3 separate regions of the Mus musculus genome follow, and regions 1 and 3 are each linked to region 2. A link is a contact called in ENCODE POLR2A ChIA-PET data. All regions are on one chromosome and are shown on one strand. The core of a region is the stretch at or near the end of the contact, and the rest is flanking DNA. Distances in the headings are between cores, read along the strand shown. Region 1 holds the start of Nt5c2 (5'-nucleotidase, cytosolic II). Region 2 holds the start of Taf5 (TATA-box binding protein associated factor 5). Region 3 has its middle 26 kb from the start of Nt5c2.

The links. ChIA-PET counts read pairs that join two places held with the same protein, here RNA polymerase II (POLR2A).
Region 1: POLR2A ChIA-PET joins it to region 2 with 27 read pairs in Patski. The contact joins the promoter of Nt5c2 here to the promoter of Taf5 in region 2. POLR2A ChIA-PET finds 5 or more read pairs at or near these places in 3 of 5 experiments (Patski and embryonic stem cell).
Region 3: POLR2A ChIA-PET joins it to region 2 with 12 read pairs in Patski. The contact joins the enhancer-like site here to the promoter of Taf5 in region 2. POLR2A ChIA-PET finds 5 or more read pairs at or near these places in 4 of 5 experiments (Patski and embryonic stem cell).

The regions. Positions count from the first base shown.
Region 1 is chr19:46,960,773-46,964,916 of GRCm38, reverse strand. Nt5c2 (5'-nucleotidase, cytosolic II) reads left to right here and starts at 2,609. Exons shown (of 18, transcript NM_029810.5): 1 at 2,609-2,645.
Region 2 is chr19:47,066,316-47,069,925 of GRCm38, reverse strand. It overlaps Taf5 (TATA-box binding protein associated factor 5), which reads right to left and starts at 2,178. Exons shown (of 11, transcript NM_177342.3): 1 at 1,600-2,178. The coding sequence starts at 2,161.
Region 3 is chr19:46,986,101-46,989,972 of GRCm38, reverse strand. It overlaps a transcript of Nt5c2 not described here. Among named protein-coding and RNA genes, the nearest start is that of Nt5c2, 26 kb to the right of the region's middle. Within about 2 kb of position 2,177, at least 1 of the 3 ENCODE cell types and tissues checked has a DNase peak (open chromatin) inside an H3K27ac peak, as active enhancers do.

The sequences.
Region 1 (4,144 bases), core at 1,360-3,859, 110 kb after region 2:
CAGAAGAATGCCAGATTCCCTGGAACTGGAGTTGCAGACAGCTGTGAGCTCCCGTGTAGATGCTGAGAACCAGATCTCAGTCCACTAGAAGAGCAGCAAGTGCTCCTAACTGCTGAGCCATCCCTCCACCTTCTATCAACTAAAATAAAGTTTTTTCTTAAGTGTGTATTCGTGTTTTGCCTACATGCATGAGAGGGAGGGTCACATCCCCTGAAACTGAAGGTAAAGTCAGTCAGCTGGGAGATCAGTCAGTGCTCTTAACTGCTGAGCCATCTGTGTAGCCCCTCGTAGCAAACGTTTTGAGATAGGGGTCTCTCGCTGAACGGGGCTAACTGATTGGCTAGCCTGGCTGGCAGGAGCCCAGGGGTCCTGTTCTCACCTCTTGGTCTTGGGATGATAGGCTGCATAGAGCCATGCTGGCTTCGTGTGGATGCCAGAGAGTGGAACTCAGACCCGGTGCCTCGGCCTCTCAGATTTCTCAATTATAAAAGTAACACAATGTAGGAAAATTTGTGAAGAAGTATAAAGAAAAGCCAGACGTGGTGGCTCATGCTTATAATTGTAGTTGAGACAGGAGGATTCTCATGAGTTTGAAGCTAACCTGTTCTACAGAGACTCAAACAGGAAAAGGAAAAATAAGAATAAAAAGATACCTAACTCTTGTCACTGAAAGCAAACCCATTATTAACATACCCTGTTGTTACTTCTCTGTAGTCTCTGTGTGCACTCTCCTTTTTTCCTGTCAAATGTACACAGCCCCCTACCAGTCCCCCGCCCCCCCCCCCCAGACAGGGTTTCTCTGTGTAGCCCTGGCTGTTCTGGCATTCACTCTGTAGACCAGGCTGGCCTGGAACTCAGAAATCCGCCTGCCTCTGCTTCCCAAGTGCTGGGATTAAAGGCGTGCGCCACCACGCCCGGCCCCGTACCAGTCTTTAGTCACAGAACTGGGCATTTATTTACTTATTTTGAGACAGGGTCTTATTTGGTAGCCCTGGCTGGCCCAGAACTTGCTCTGTAGATCAGGCTGGCCCTGAATTCAGAGATCCACCTGCCTCTGCCTCCTGAGAGGAATTCAAGGTAAGCTTTAACCACTCCAGGCCTACCTACAAAACCAGGCTTTCTAGAAACATACTTGGCTTAAAGGTGGTATTAAGCTAACTGCAAACTGGCTTACATGCCATTTTTCCCATGTTGAAAAGCCTAATAGGTGAAAAGCCTAATAGGGGCTTATCCTCAGCTGACCTAGGCAGGGTGAAAGGCACAGGAGGGTAAGTAGAAGCTGTTAGCAGAGCCCTCCTGTTTTCAAAAACACCCTGTGGTTCAGGTTGACTGCAAGTGTAATGAGTCAGTAGTATGTCTGCCAAGAACTTTCTTCTCTTTTTCATTTTCTTCTCCTTCCTCCTCTTTCTTCCTTGTTCCCCCCCCCCCCCTCACCATTGCTTCCTCTCCCTTTTTTCTTTCTTTCATTATGTTGCTCAGGTTAACTTCAAATTCTGGGCTCACGTAATCCTCTTGCCTTAGTCCTAGCATCTCCAGAAGCTAGGACTCCCGGCAAGCTACCATACTTAGTGTTCACTGAGAACTTTACTGCACAAATGCAAGGCGCTGTTACAAAGTGGAAGCCATAGTCCTCCTTGATTATGATGGTACTACAAAACTTGGCTTAGTCTTGGATGATACCATCTAAAGGAAATCAAAATCAAATCAGCCAAATGCCTGAGAGAAAGACAAAGATCCTCAGAATTAGGACAGAGGAAAAACAATGGGAGGGATCAAATATCCCCAACTCGGGAAGATCTTGGGCAAAGTCCAAGGTCGAAGAACCAGTAGATCAGTTGCTTTTCCGAGGCTCCCAGGACTAGAATTTGGTCTTTGCGATGAATTCCAGAGCTGCCCAGACTAAGGAATGCAGTGTTCTGGACATAGTGGGTGGGCTGTCTTGTAGTGAAGTACGGTAACGGGTGTCAGTGTATTCAACTACTATTTATTGTTTGCTAGGATCCAGAACTAAGCCTGGAGTCTGTATTGTTTCATTCTATCAATAATATCTCGGATAAATCAACTGTGTGTAGTCAGGTTCCTTGGTTGGTTCCCTGGGTAAGTAGTGAAACTAGGATTTGAACTCATTCTGATAAACCCCAAAGCTGGTCCCTATGATTATCATGGAGTTGAGTTCAAGGTCTTCCAGGGAGACCCTCTGGTTCGTTTGTCTAGGAGTAAGCTGCTAGGAGTAAGGGACACACTCTTCCCACCTTAGGGAAAGCCTCTCGCAGAGTAGGCGTGGTCACCTAAGGTAGGGGCGGGGCAGCCAGGAGTGTGCTGAGGGGAGCAGGCAAAAAGCCAAGAGGTGGTTATTCCTAGGAAATGGATAGGTTGTTAACGTGCATCACCCTCGGAGTTTAGCAGCTCTGGGAGTTCTGTGGTGGGAAGTTCCCCGAGCCCTGTGAGGGGCCCTGAGACAGGACCGCCCGCCAGGGAGCATCGCCGCGGCCGGCTTCTGCGGCGGAGCCCGGGTAAGGAACAGAGCGCCGGTCCCTGGCCGGGCGCGAGCTGGGGGCGGTGCCGGGGCGGCGGGGGCGGGGAGGGCGCGCGCCGAGGCGGCTGCGGCAGTTGCGCGCTAGGATTGCTGCCGTGCGGTGCGGCCGGTGAGTGCGGCGGCACCCGCGGCGGGCGGGAGGGGGCTTGGAGCGGGCGGGCGGCGAGCGAGCAGGCTGGGGAGGATGCGCGGCCCAGCGCGCGACCCAGCGGCCCCCGCCGTCCGCCCGGCGTCCCTTTCCTCAGGGCTCCCTACCCCGGCCCAGATCTGCCCGCGCGCCCGCGGCCTCAGCGCCCCGGCGTGGCGCACGCCCCCGGCCCGGGCGCCCCCGGCCCGCCGCAGCCCCTTCCCCGCGCGGCGGCGACGCCCCCGGCCCACGTCATGCTCGCGCCATTGTTTCCCAGCGTCCGCTAGCTGGGACCCCGCCTTTCTCGCGGAGTGGGCGGGCAGGCGCCGCTCTCGGTTCCCCTGGTCTCTCTGGGCTGGCAGCCTGGCCTCAGTTCTCGTGAGGCGGGTGCGGGGCTCCCCTCATGGGCTGCGAGCCTGGCAGGGTTTGGATCTGCCCGCGGAATGGCCCACGAGCCAGTTTTGTGGTGCGCAGTACTTCCTGGAAAGCTCACATCAATTGCAAGTCTCGCCTAAAGACGTTTGGAGGCGGTTTGTCCCTCGCCTTTTTTTTTCTGGGGCCCCCGAAGCCCTGCAGGGCGAGATGCAGAAGTGGGGCCTGTTACAAGAACAGCGTTTTGAGCGGTTGGCTTTGCCTGGCCGCAGCCTTTAAAAGCATTAGATGAAGGTTTGTGTCGGATTTGTTTCACAGCCTCGGTAGTCGAGGGCTGTGCTCTAATAGAGCACTCTGAAATGACTAGTCACTCAACACGGTTGCGTGTTCCCCACCACTTCTCTGCGCCCCCCCCCCCCCCGCACATTGTTTCATAATGACCGTAGACCTATAATTTTTCTTAAGGGATGCAAATTCCTTTGGCCGTCATGTGTAGGGGGAGGATGTTAAAACGGTGCCATTTATCGTAGACGTAGTGAGTACAGAAAGACTTCAGGTCTTTCACATAGTCACCTTAGCATTTTCCATCAATGGCTAAGAATGTAAGAGAAGACATCAGGGCTTAGAGGTTCAGTTTAACAAACCAGCTGGTTAAAAATTGCAATAAAATCGTTGCGGGTGCTCGTAGTGGCAAGGTGGTTATGCTGGGCTGTTGATACAAGGATTGATGCTTCCCGGCTTGCTTCCGAAGAGCATTTCCATTACAATATGAACCTGTTTGTAGGCCTCGAACAGGCTCTGTACCCTAGTGGCCTCGAACTTGGGATCTTTCTCTTCCAGGTCCCTAACAGATATTAATAGGCTTGTTCCACCATGCCTGAGCTTGAAAAACTGGTTTAAGCTTCACTCTTACCAAAAAAATGAACAAAAAGCCAAATTCAGTACTATTGGTTGTTGCATTATTCTCAGCCAGCATTAATCTGTAAAATAAGATGCCCTTCAAGGTTCTGTCGTATGAAACAGTACAGTCATCAGAAGCGTTTGGTAAATATGAGTACTCAGAGTGCCTGCTGGCCTTACTAGATGACATACGTCTTCCTGAAGAGAGC
Region 2 (3,610 bases), core at 929-3,428:
CCTTGGTTTCTTGAGTATGATCTAAAAGAATAAGTCAAGTTTCTTGACAGATGAGAGATATTAGAAAAATAGTATAATAATATAAATTGTTACTATACAGTCACAAAATTTAGCATATAGAAAAGACCCTCCTCAGTTACATTTTCCACATATTTTTACTTATCACCCCCTTCCCCCATTACTATATTTAGCTGGGGATGGCTTTCTCACAGTAATTCTCCTTCCTGCCTCAGCATCCCAAGTGCTGGCATTATAAACAAGACACAGTTCTATTTATGGATCACAGTGTCATGTGTTCAAACTCCCTGTCTGGCAATGCTCTCACTGAAACAGATTAACATGTCTAGAACCACTAACCTGGATAACTTAATTCAATAGTTACTGATCTCCTGAGTTTAATTTTTTTAAAGATTTATTTATTATTATACATAAGTACTCCATAGCTGTCTTCAGACACCAGAAGAGGGAATCAGATCTCATTACAGATGGTTGTGAGCCACCATGTGGTTGCTGGGATTTGAACTCAGGACCTTCGGAAGAGCAGTCGGTGCTCTTAACCACTGAGCCATCTCTCCAGCCCCGAGTTTAAAATTTTTAAGTTTGGTGTATATTAAAGACAAGTTTCAGGTAGCTGGGACTCTCCTTCCACCGTGTCGGTTCTGAGGACCCAACTCAGGGGATCATACATGGCAGCAAGCGTCTTCATCCGAAAGTGTTTTACGATATGGATTTGTGACAAGTTTCTGGGAGAAACGTGGACATGGGTTGTCAGTAACTGGAGTCAGGAACTAAACTTTCAGAACTAGGCACATTACTCATTACATCTTAGACTCGTAATAACTTACTTAGTAAAAAGGCAAAATAAAATAAAATAACCCCCCCAAAAAAAAACCTTTAACTGACATCACACAAGAAAAAGCAACAGAGACAAAAAGGTCTGCCCCACTCCTGCCCGTAGACTTAAGAGTTTTCAAAAGCTCTGCAAGGCAGATTCCCAGACTCTGCCCTTACAGAGTTTAATAAGCCTTAAGTGATGCTCAGAAATCCTCTAAAACACTTAACACCAGCGGTTCTCAGCCCACATTCTAAGAAACACTTACAACCTCCACTCTGGAGGTGTTATCCAAAGCAAGCCCTTCCGGCTTTGCTCAAAAAGTCCGTTGTCTCGTCTCAAAAGGAGAGATGAGAACTATACAGTTGTGAAAAATCAAGACACGGAAAGTACCTGCTGTACAATAGTAGTATGGGAATGTGACAGTACGATACTCGTGTTCACGCGAACCCAATCCTAGGTTCCTAAGTCTAAGTAAGAGCAGAAACCCCGAAACCCCTAAGGTTCCCCTCTTCTGTCAATCCCCGGTCCCTGGCGCCTCCCTCGACTCCACAGCCCTGCTGCTCAGCCTCTGGCTGGAACTGACAGCTCAGAAGAGGGTTTGACTGCGCAGCCGGCGCAGGAGCGAAAGGGGCGGGCGTGTGGCCCTAGAGGCGGGCCCAGGAAATTCAAAACAAGCCCGCAGAGGTGCAGGCCCGCCAGCCCTCGCCTTCCCGGCTAGCTCCCCTTCCAGCCGGCGCTCCTCAGCCCGGGAGCCCGAGACTCACCCTTTCCCGGAGCCGCAGGACCTGAGGCTGAACCCGAGAACACCGAGGTCACCGAGGCGCCCGTCCCCGGAGGCTCGGGGGCCGCAGAGCCGGGAACTGAAGCGGTGACCCGGCTGAGAAGCGCGCTGGCCGCCTCCGCGCCGGCCCCGTCCAACTCTCCCGGAGCTCCGGAGCCCGCCACCGCCTCCTCCAGCAGCCGGGCCTCCCGGCGCAGCGCCTCTTCGGCCTCGCGGAGGTTGCTCTGCCGGAGGAATTGCAGCACGGCCAGGAGGGTCTGTCGGTCGTGGGGAGCGCCGGCCTCCGCCGGAGCGGCGGGCACCGGGGCCGCCCCCGCCGGGGCAGCGGCGGAGACAGCCACCCCAGGCTTGGGGGTCCCGCCGTCCCCGCCGGCCGCCGCTGCCACTGCCACATTCCCGCCGCCGCCGCCGTTGGGGCCGTTGTTGGGAGTGCCGCCGCTCCCCTCGCCTGCGCCGTCGCCAGCCTGCGGAGGTAGCAGCGTCGGCGGTCCCTCAGGCTCTAGCTTGACCGCCACCTCCGTCTGCTCCTCCGCCAGCGCCGCCATCTTGCGGCTGAGCCACCTCGCGCCGTCAAGCGTGACTGCGTTTTCGCCACATGGAGGGCGGGGGTAGGGCGTTTCACGACAGCCGGGGCAGGCCATTTACGGCAGTGGGAGGAGCTAGCGAGGAGAAAAGGCACGAGAAAGAGCTACTTTCAAAACCGAGCGAAAGGCAGGCAGGAAGTGGGAGTTGCTTACCGTCAGTCTCTATTGCATTTGCCTGCTAATTACCGTTTATTGCATTCAGGCGATGAGATAGCCGTTTTATATTATACGAGCTCTTTTAATTCAACAAGTTTAAAGGTGCTAATCCCTGGAGTCTTTACAGACGGCTTAACCAGAATCCAAAGAGGTTAAATACCATGCTAAAATCACACGCGAAGAAAACGATTCACGCCCAGGTATTTAATTCAAAAGCACATAGCATTTATCAGAAAGAGGCCTCCTAGTTACTGGAAAGGCTCTCTGATGCTGTGGGCTGAGCAGTGGTTACTTTTTCAGTTTTTCTTTCTTTCTTTTTTTTTTTTTTTTTTTGGTTTGGTTTGTTTTTTCGAGACAGGGTTTCTCTATAGAGCCCTGGCTGTTCTGGAACTCACTTTGTAGACCAGGCTGGCCTCGAACTCAGAAATCCGCTGAGTGCTGCGATTAAAGGCGTGCGCCACCACGCCCGGCTCTTTTTCACTTTTTATTCCTGTAAAAATCTAGCTTTGTGAACTTTACAGTATATGTTATATCGTTTATTTTTTTTAAAAAAGCCTTTAAGCTGGATGTAGTTTCTAAAAATAAATTTAAGCCGAAGATAGAGGTCACAGGATCGCCTCAGCAAGTTCTAGATCAGTCAGGGCTACACTGTCTCCGGAGACCTTGTCTCCAACAAGAACAAGAACAACAAAACCAAAACCAACAACAAAATCAACTATAAAGTTAAAGAGAAAAAAAAGTTAATTTCTTCTCATTCCTTGTTACCAAATAAACCATTTCTGTCCTAAGGAAAAAATTTTTTTTCCTTTTTAAAGAAAAGATTAAGGCAGGGTCTTATGCACGCAGGCTGGCCTTGAACCTGCTGTGAAGTTAAGGGGGACCTTGAATTTCTGGTCCTCCTGCCTTCACCTTCCAAGTGTAGGGGTCCAGCTAAAAAGTTTTTATATAGACGTTTTTATGACTAAAATGTTTCTACTGTGTATTAATTACCCATTGTTACTATTTTGTTGTTGTTTGGGGCAGTACTAGGAAGTGAACCTCACCCTGCCTCTTGAATCCTAGGCAGTGTTCTGCTGCTGGGCTACAACAGCAGCCCTTACTTGGAAGGAGATGGGAAGAAGGTGTCTGACTTGGGGAAGTATGGCCACCTTTGTCCTCTCTACGCGGGTCTCTGAGAGTCCAGCGTCCACGTTGTGCTTTAGCTGAGGCTAATGACTTCAAGTACAGTGTTTCCTGTTTCACCAGAAGAAATAA
Region 3 (3,872 bases), core at 928-3,427, 80 kb after region 2:
TAGCTTCCCTTCCTGTGCACTCCTTCCCGCAAAAGGTATTTGATCCCCGGTTCACCCTGAGTGAAGTGTATGCAATTAATATCCACCATCAAATAAACCAATATGACCAAGCAAGCTGCGGGGAAGGCCTTCATCTTAAAGAGCCTCGCCTAAACTCCCGAAGAAGTCCTTCTCTCTCTTCTTCCAGAGCTCACTTGTAATCAGACTGGTCCCGCCCTTCCTGGACTCTGTCTTCCCCTTCCTGTCCAGTGCATGGATGCCCCAAGGGGAAGCATGGACCATGGACCCTGTGCCCCGACTCCCAGCTGTATGCCAGTGGCGCCCAGGTACATAGGAGACTGGGAACCACGGCATAGGTCCCAGACCCCGCAGCAGACCACCATTCTGGGGACTTCGTTCTGCCTCCCCCGAGCTGCATGCCAGCTGTGCCCAGGCATCCCAGCGGCAAGGCAGGACGCAGTTCAGCAATGCACACTACTGCAATGGCTTCTGGGTATCTACCCACAAGGCCATCTCCCCATCCTGAAAGATGTTTTTAAAAAAAAAATACTTACGAATTTATTTCTTTAGTTTTCATTTCTTTAACATCTCTTTAATTCAATAGCCAAGGAGTGAGGCAGGCATTATTATTCTCATTGAACAAATAATTTATCACTGGGTCTCTAATTATCCCACCCTACCACCCAGTGACGAATACAATCTGCTTAGCTGGCTACTGGTTAATGTAACATAATGTAACACAATATAACACAATGTAACAACTGGTGAAGTGTAACACATGGAAGGAATGTGGGCCTTGGCTTTGGCTGACTTGGAGATCATATGGGTCAGCTACTTGAGTCCAGGAGGCCCCAGCAGTGACTATACATCACTTTAGCCACCTGTAAAGGCCCCTCCCGCCAATGAATGGCTGGTTGCCATCCAGGGCTATGCAGAGAAATGCTCGCCTCTCCCCTCTTTCTGCAGGAGCAGCCAAGCAGATCATGAACCTGAGAGCCCAGCGGTTGGTTCCAGCCTCTGGGTCAGGGGGCAAGGAGGCTGAAGGGAGGGGAGTGCCTGGGCACCCTGCCACAGCTGCACCTTTAGTTAATATTTATTCTTTCTTTCTTTTGCCCAGAGACTAGGGGAGCCCAATCACAGATAGTGAAGAAAACTCCAGGGCTAGGAGAAGCTGGTTCCTGTCAGGGGTGACTCAGGCAGACCTTTACAGCAGGCAGTGCCCCCACCTGGCTCTGTGCAGGTCTTTTGTGTGGTTGTTAGAGACCACACTACTTATCTGCTCAGCAGAGCAGTCTCCTAGGAGTGCAGGAGGGTGCGGCTGGGTAATGGGTACAGAACAGTTTTATCTTTCTGCACAATGACTTTCCCTGGGGGGGAGGGGGAGACCCCTGGGTCTCTTCAGGGCGTGGCACCCCTTTTCATTAAAACTGCCTTGTCTTTCTAAAACGCATTTTGTTAGTGTTTTCTTTCCCAGAGGGGACTTGTAAATTGAGCTCCTTATTCCTCAGCGCGATATAGAGCTGACCAGAATTTCTGCCAACTCATTGTTCTTCCTCTCTGTGAGCACGGCTTCTCAGCGCCGTGAACCACCATCTTCAGAGTCATTAACGACATGATTTCTGGACCCCAGAGCAGCTGAATTTAGAATGTAGCTCCTTAGCCCCAGAGCACAGCCACTGTTGGCCCCGCGAATCTGTGTTTGGATAGTTGTACTGACTCTCGTGGAGGCTGTAGCGTAAGGACCGTTTGTTCAAGCAAGACCACAGCATTTCCTGACCTGAGCGGTTGAGTTGTAGCCACTTTCCCTACTTGGGCCTTTTCTTCAACCCTCCGAAGACAGAACTTACCAGACACTTATTTTCTGATTCCTGAGGATCATTTATTTCAGATTCTTGGTTATTATATATTTTTAAAAGCAGGATGTCATTTTACAATCTGTCCTGATCTGTAATTGCCTGCATATCCCACCCATGACCTCAAACTCACACCAATCCCCCTGCTTCAGCTCCTTGCATGTAGAGACTATGTTGAACTACCAGACTTGAATCACTTCACCATTCCCGACCTGTGACGACATGACTGCCACTTCAGTCAGGCACACCCCGGATCTTGTCATGACACTGGGGCTCAGCAATGCCAGCCTTCTGGTTTCTGGCCAGAACGTCCTGTCTTTAGCCTGCTTACTTCCCCAATACCCAAGCCTGCTCCCAACTGCCTGCCTGCCTGCCTGCCTGCCTGCCTGCATCTCTCTTTGAAAATAAATGGCCTTGGGCTTCGGAGATGGCTCGGTTGGTAAAATGCTTGCACAGGATCTGAGTTCAATCCCCAGAACCTATGTAAAGATTTTTGGGTGTGATGGTGTGCCCTTGTAATCCCATCGTTGGAGTGGCAGAGACAGGAGGATCCCTGGGGCTGTCTAGTCAGGAAAAGGCTCAGTCTCCAAGGAGGCAGATGGCCTGATGATGAAACCCGAGATTGTCTTCCAGCTGCTACATGTGTGTGTGCGCGCGCGCGCGCACACACACACACACACACACACACACACACACATGCATGGTTTTTTAAAGGCAGTAATGGCTCCCTTTCTTCTTTTACCACTTCTCATCTGAGTACACACCCTGGGTTGGGGACCTTAGTACCACCCCCACCCCACCCCCATCATTATATCTCCCTTCCCTTCCTCTTGCCTTTGTCCTTCCTGACTTCTTTCTGACTACTCAAAAACTCATCCCAGCAAGGCCTCTTCTGGTAGCCATGAGCTGATGCTGTAAGTGTCTCGCACATTGGAAGAGAAGGCGGTGCCCCTGCTCGCTCAGCCTGGCCCTGTTCCTTTGCCCTCCAGTGCAGTAACTCCTAAGGCAGTCGTGAGCTGCCTGACATGGCTGCTAGGATCCGAACTCACATCCTGTGGAGGAGCAGCAGGTTCTCTTAACTGCTGAGCCATCTCTCCAACACTGAAATTACATCTTTTTTTTTTTTTTTTTTCGTTTTTTTTTTCGAGACAGGGTTTCTCTGTATAGCCCTGGCTGTCCTGGCACTCACTTTGTAGACCAGGCTGGCCTCGAACTCAGAAATCCGCCTGCCTCTGCCTCCCTAGTGCTGGGATTAAAGGCGTGTGCCAACACGGCCGGCTGAAATTAAAATTGCATTTTAAATGGGGTTATTGGATATTAGGTTCCCTTATGGGTTTTTTTTTTTTTTCATATCTCCTTCAGTCTGGCTAACCTCCTAACCCCCTTGCGTCCCCATCCCCCACCCTTTCCCTCCTGAAGCATCTCTACCTTTCTACTTCCCTCCCCCTCTTCGGCCATCCCCCCCTCCCCCCCACGGCTTTCTTCTGGTTTTCTGGCTTCTGCAGGTATGAAATGCAAAAAACTAAAAATTCAAAGCTGGGATCTGCATATGAGGAGAACATGCAACATTTGTCTTTCTGACCTTGGGTTACCTCAGTTAGTATACAATTTTAAAGTTTTCTTCATTTTCCTAGAAATATTATAATTTCTTTTTTTAACAGCTGAATAAAATCTGTGGGTGCGTGTATGTATGTGTTGTGTGTTTATGTGTGTATGCCTCTGTGTGTGTGTGTGTGTGTGTTGTGTGTTTATGTGTGTATGCCTGTGTGTGTGTGTGCATGTATGTATGTGTTGTGTGTTTATGTGTGTATGCCTCTGTGTGTGTGTGTGTGTGTTGTGTGTTTATGTGTGTATGCCTGTGTGTGTGTGTGCATGTATGTATGTGTTGTGTGTCTATGTGTGTATGCCTCTGTGTGTGTGTGTATGCGTATGTGTGTGCATGTATGTATGTGTTGTGTGTTTATGTGTGTATGTCTGTGTGTGTGTGTGTGTATGTATGTATGTATGTATGTGTTGTAT